Regions from separate parts of the Mus musculus genome. Here region 1 is linked to region 2. The links are chromatin loops, found by intact Hi-C in ENCODE. Cell type or tissue: gastrocnemius. All regions are shown on one strand. Links, peaks and the distances in the headings refer to the core of each region. The heading gives the core; the rest is flanking DNA.

Region 1 (2,925 bases), core at 93-2,592, 170 kb after region 2:
AGAACATCTATTTTCTGCTGTGCTTCAAAATTTACCACAGAGTCCCAATCCCAGCTCTCTCCACATTACATGATCTTATGAAATTTATTTTTCACCCCAACTGGCTCCTATGACTCTTCAACACCCCCAAATCTCATTCAGCTAACAAGTAGCAAGAATCAACCCCACCCCACCCCACCCCATTTGGGGGGGGGAGGGGCAATGGATGACACAAATGATGGCAGAACTATGGTTAAATATTTTGTTCAATCCTACCATTATGTTAGTTGTCTGACAGCGCTGGGAATTGAGCTCGGAGTCCTGAACTTCCTAACCAAGTGCTCTGCTGCTGCGCTGCACTGTAAGCCCTGGTTCAGTCCCACTGATGACAAATTGTAACTCCAAGTCAAGAGAAAAATGCCGGGAAGGGACAATGTTTCAAAACAAACTGCCAAGCGCAGATAGTCTCTGCTACATTTTAAACCTTGCCCTTTGTTCTTCTCTGGGACTTATCTTCTACTAGATCAGATTTATATTCAATTACATGTATAATATTTATATCCTATTATATTCTATTATGTATCTAGATCAAACTTATATTCTAAAGCACCATATTTCATCAATGGAGAACATCTAGACCTCTTCCCGGGCTCACTTTGTTGTAGAGGCAAATGCTTTGATTCTGTTGTTATGGCTTATTTATTGTATTTTGGTTTGTTTATCTGTTTGTTTGTTTGTTTGTTTGTTTGCTGAAGGCTGCTTACTAGCAGGTTCCGGTCATCATTCAGTTAATCTAGTACTTAATGCTACTTTCCCTGGAAGAAATGCTTTAAAGAAATCCAGCCAGCAACAGATTTCCCAGGAAAACTCTTGTTTAGCATTCGGTGGGATTCTTATCTCTACCACCAAGCCCCTTTGGGCCTCTCTCTTGAATTCTAACTGAAGAATAACCATAGACAGTTCTGTCTTTTGTAAGCTTCAGGAGCAACCTATCTACAATCATGTCAATGATGTCCTTACCAGAATTCAACAAAGAATTTCTCGAATAGCAAAGTACAAAACGATCTTCATCTGCAGATAGGATTATGTCCTTGATAGCACAGCTCTGGCAGCTGTAGTAGCTAAGCCAAATAATAACGATCGATTGCATAAACTTGGCAGAAAGAGCTCCACATTGCTTTCTCTAGGATGTCTAGTTCAAAACTTCACTGCGTGTTTATAGCCATCAAGTTTGGTTTCAAATCAAACATGCCCTGGGCAGTAGCTGGGCAGTAATGTAGTGCCACCTAGCTTCTCTCCTGGGGTGGAGTCCATCCCCAGATGTTCTCGGTCACTGAAGAAACTGGGTTGTCTTCTGCAGCGTGCCAGGGCTTCCTGAGGCACAAACAGGCAAACGAAGAAACTTCTCTATGTCCATCCCTCCAGGGACAGCTGAGCATTAGAGATTTGCCCTAGAGTTAGGCAAGATCATCTACTGCAGTGGTTCTCAACCTCCCTGATGGTGTGACTCTTTAATACAGATCCTCGTGTTGTCGTGAGCCCCAAAAATAACATTATTTCATTGTCACTTCATAGCTGTAATTCTGCTACTGTTACAAATTGCAATGTAGGGGGCTGGAGAGATGGCTCAGTGGGTAAGAGCACCCGAATGCTCTCCAAAGGTCTGGAGTTCAAATCCCAGCAACCACATGGTGTCTCACAACCATCCGTAACGAGATCTGACTCCCTCTTCTGGAGTGTCTGAAGACAGCGACAGTGTACATACATTAAAGAAAGAAAGAAAGAAAGAAAGAAAGAAAGAAAGAAAGAAAGAAAGAAAGAAAGAAAGAAAGAAAGAAATCTTTTTAAAAAATTGTAATGTAAGTGTCTGATATGCAGACTATCTAGTATGTGGCTCACAAAGTGTTGAGAATTTCTGCTTTACGGACCAGTTAGCTTATCGTAGGTTTGAACACTCCCATCATGCATTTCTCCTAAGCACCCCCACCTTACGCGCAAACGTCTCTATTTCTATACAGTATGCTTTCCCAGCCTAAAATCTCCTTGTCCCTCACTCTTTCAAACCTTCCCACACATTCAGGTTTCCCTTCCTTCATCAGCACTCCCCTAACGACACTGAGCCATAGTCCTGATCTCATGTCTGCCCTGTTTTATTATCACGCCTATGTTAGATCTTCTGTTACTTGGCCAGAGTCATCCCGTTCCAGGCCATCCTTCAAGACTGTCACACTTCCTATCAGATAAACCACACGGTAGACTCCATGGTATCCCCTTAACAGTGTGCATGCTGCCTCTAGTAGAAGTCCCCGTGAGGCTCTGAGCAGGAGATACATTCTAGTCTCCTGATTCATAATTTACGTTGTTGCTGAATGAATAAAAGATTGAATGAATAAAGCACAGCACTGTTTATTTGGTATTGTTTCATCAACTAGTCTACATTTCTGAGAGAACTGGTTGCATATGAACACAATGACAAACGCCCGCTTAATTTTCTCCCCCCCCACCCCCATAAAAATAGGAAAACAAAATCCCAGCGAGTTTGCTCTCCCCCTCAATCAACCAGTCTCCTCTAGCCTCCTACTTTCTGGTCTATGACTTGCTTCTATTCCACTGGGAGAAATAAAGGAAGGGAAGCAATCGGGATTTCTGCCAGCATGGAAGGAAGATGAAAATTAGAAAAGTCAGCTGAGGTTAGCTGGAAACCTGAAGGTCAGTCACGCACTACAGCACACAGTGAGGCTCCAGCACACGCCTGTGCCTGTGCTGCCTGGAGCCAGAGACACAGCCTTTAGTGACCCAACGGCGTCAGAGACGGAGGGGACTCTCCCCACACAAATGCAGCTCCAGACTCTTCTCTCACATTAGACAGAATGACTACTTAAATGTCACCCAGCTGTTGACCATCCTCCAGTGACAGCACAAGCGAAAAGCTGAGGCAAGCTAAGA
Region 2 (2,925 bases), core at 124-2,623:
ACCCTTTATCCACCCCTTCAACTCCCTAACACTAGACAGGAGAGGGAAAAAAAAGAATAAAGAGGAGAGAGGAAAAGATCCCTGAACCTAATTTCTTCTTTCTTTTTTTGATCACAACTACTAATAACCCTCAACCACCACCACCCCTGAATGACCAACAACCACCATAGCCCACCAACTACCAACCTCACCTCTCAAGGTCCTAGCATTTATATGCCCTCTGAAAAGTTCCCAGAATCCAAATGGCATACCGTTGCAGCAACTGTTTACAGCTGCCCAAATCACACGCCTGCTAAAGCACGAGGCAAATCATAGTCAGCTGTCTGAAGCTACCCTGTATCACATCCCTAGGATTAAACCAAAAACAAATTCTTATAATATTTCTGTGTTTTTTAAAGAAACGAGAATTCCAAAATTGTCACTACAAAGAGTCATCTTCCCTCCCTTGGTTACTGCAATACTCTTCTGCCAAGAGTAGCTAAGCTATGGAATCGTCTCCAGTGTCCAACAGCAGATGAATGAGTAAAGAAAATGTGTTATTATTCATGCTGGGCTACTATTCAGTCACAAAAAGAGTAAAATCTATAACATGCAGCAGCATGGATGGACCTGGAGAGCACTGTGTTGGGTAAATACATCAGACACAGAATGACAGATGTCACTTGCTCTCACTTGCATGTATGTGTGCTAAAATTTAACTTTCTATAGAATAGGACAGTGGTTACCAAGGAGAAGGTTCAGGGAGGAAAGAATGAATGGAGGGTATAGCTAGTTTGAGGTTTCTGGTGGGTGGACTGAATGATTTCTAGTGTTCTGTAGCCCAGTGGGGTAACTGTGGTGGAAAACAGCTAATTGAATATTTCAAAATAGCTAGTAGAGAGGATCTGAATGCTTTCAATACAAAGAGATGGTTAATTACAGAAACAATGGATAGGCTGATTGTCAATCTCTGGTCATTGCATTTTGTTAAAATGTATCAAAATGCCACACTGTGCTTCATAAATATGTACAACTACATGCCAAGTTTAAAAGTACACAACACAGGTGAACATATGTGTGTGTGTAGAGAGAGAGAGAGAGCATGAAAATAACCCAAATTTCTATTATTTATTAAAGGATAAACACAGCTAACTACTGATATTTGCACCAGCAAGACTGAATCTACAAAGCATTAGGTTAAAGAAACGAGGGCAGGCACAAAGAACTACATACCATGACTCCTGCACATGACATTTTAGAACATATGACACTATTAGAACAGAAAGCAAGTCAGTGCTCACCTGGTCCTGAAGATGGACTTGACTACAAATGTGTGCAGGGAAACCATGGGAAATGACCGTTTCTGTATCCTGATTGTGATGGTGGTTATGTAAGCACACATACTGATCGAAAACACATAGCCTCGTACATTCCCAATTGATGGATTTCAGTGTATGCAAAATTCATAAACCTCACTTCAATAAGCTAGGTAAACTCCACAGTCAACCAGCAGGTGTCATGCATTCATTTATGAAAAAAATCAACAGCTCAGAGCAAAATGATTGTTTGCCTAATATTTGTACCTACAGTGATCATCAACATCACATTCAAGACAGATTCAAGAAATGAAAATATCCTAAGTATTCCACCTGCTCTAAGCAACTGTGCTGAATCCATCAAGACAGAGAACAAGATGTGCTTCACTTCACTGTGTCTAATGTCTCGAAGATTGTCAGAAAATGCAGTCACAGCTTTACAAACAGTGTTTGCCCAACCTTGGCAAACTCAGTCCTTTAATGGAGTTTCCTCTCTTTTCTATGTAACCGCCTGATGAGCCTCAGGGAATTCACATGCCATAAACTTTAGCCTGAGCAAAGCAACTCGCATGCTGTTTGGCAACTTCCAGGTAAGTTTCTTCTCTTTTGACTATCGCCCTCAAATGACAAACTGCTGCCAGTTGTCAGTGCTCAATAGCAAGCTGGGTCGCACGGTACCCTCTGCTCAATAGTGTCTGCTGATGGTGGGAAAGTGGGTGATCAGAACTTACGACATTCTTACATCTTAAGACTGGGTGAAAAGTGAAGGGTCCAAAGAATGGTCAGAACAATTGAGAAGCACATGAAGTCACATGGATGTTTGCTTTGGAGGAACACAGGGTGACAGTTGGGACTTACAGACAGAAGTAAGGGCAGGAGTACACAGAAAAAAAACAACTTAAGAGAGTGAAACAGATGCATGGCTCACACAATGAGCCAGAAGGAAGTCTTAACCTTTCTCTGCCAAATACATTTGGAGCGAATTCATTTGGAGATGTCTAGAGACTCCTTAGAATAATGTTTACTTGGATTACATAGAATATTATAAGTTCATAAAAATGATACTTGGAAAAGTGTGTGGCAACTTCAAAATAACATAAAAGTGTATTTATAGATTTAGAATGATTAATATTTGGGGGACTTGTATATGTCATGTCGAACATGTCCAAGTAAGGGAACAATCTGGGAGAGTGGGTTCTATCCTTTAACCGCATAGGTGCTGGAGATCTAAATCAGGTTATCAGGCTGTGGCAAGCGCTTTCACCTGCTGAGACATCTCGCTAAGCCCAACATGGATGGTTTATGTCATAGGTACTGTTACCTTCGGTAGTTTTCATCTTCTTTCCCCTAAATTGACAATTATTGAAACCCTCGATTTAGTTTAGAGAAATTAGAGTTGTAGTTTTTCTTTCTAAACACAGCTTTGTGTTTGATGTATGTACGATTTGAGGAGGCAAAGTTATATACAGACTGTGAGATGGAAGGAAGACAGGATGGTGGGGAAGAGGAACCATGAAGGATGGAAGCCGAAGAAACTTCCTTCTGCAGGAGAGACTTTCCCCCTCTTCACAAAGTTCATGGTGTTCACGTCGTTTTACCTACAAAGCTGCAGTGCCAAGATGCTGCAAGT

The links. Peaks named below come from ENCODE experiments on the same cell type or tissue, not always from the same donor. Only the 100,000 strongest peaks of a DNase experiment are listed, where the experiment ranks them.
Region 1: it touches region 2 in a loop (3-fold over the local background); 8 of 42 quality-filtered maps call a loop at or near these places.

What each region holds. Positions count from the first base shown.
Region 1 is chr3:116,208,207-116,211,131 of GRCm38, forward strand. No RefSeq gene overlaps it. Among named protein-coding and RNA genes, the nearest start is that of Gm31651, 11 kb to the left of the region's middle. In gastrocnemius, for the core only: a CTCF peak has its summit at 1,266; no DNase peak of the experiment used is centred there; H3K4me3 peaks cover 75 bases; H3K27ac peaks cover 522 bases.
Region 2 is chr3:116,039,483-116,042,407 of GRCm38, forward strand. No RefSeq gene overlaps it. Among named protein-coding and RNA genes, the nearest start is that of Gm26344, 25 kb to the right of the region's middle. In gastrocnemius, for the core only: a CTCF peak has its summit at 1,479; no DNase peak of the experiment used is centred there.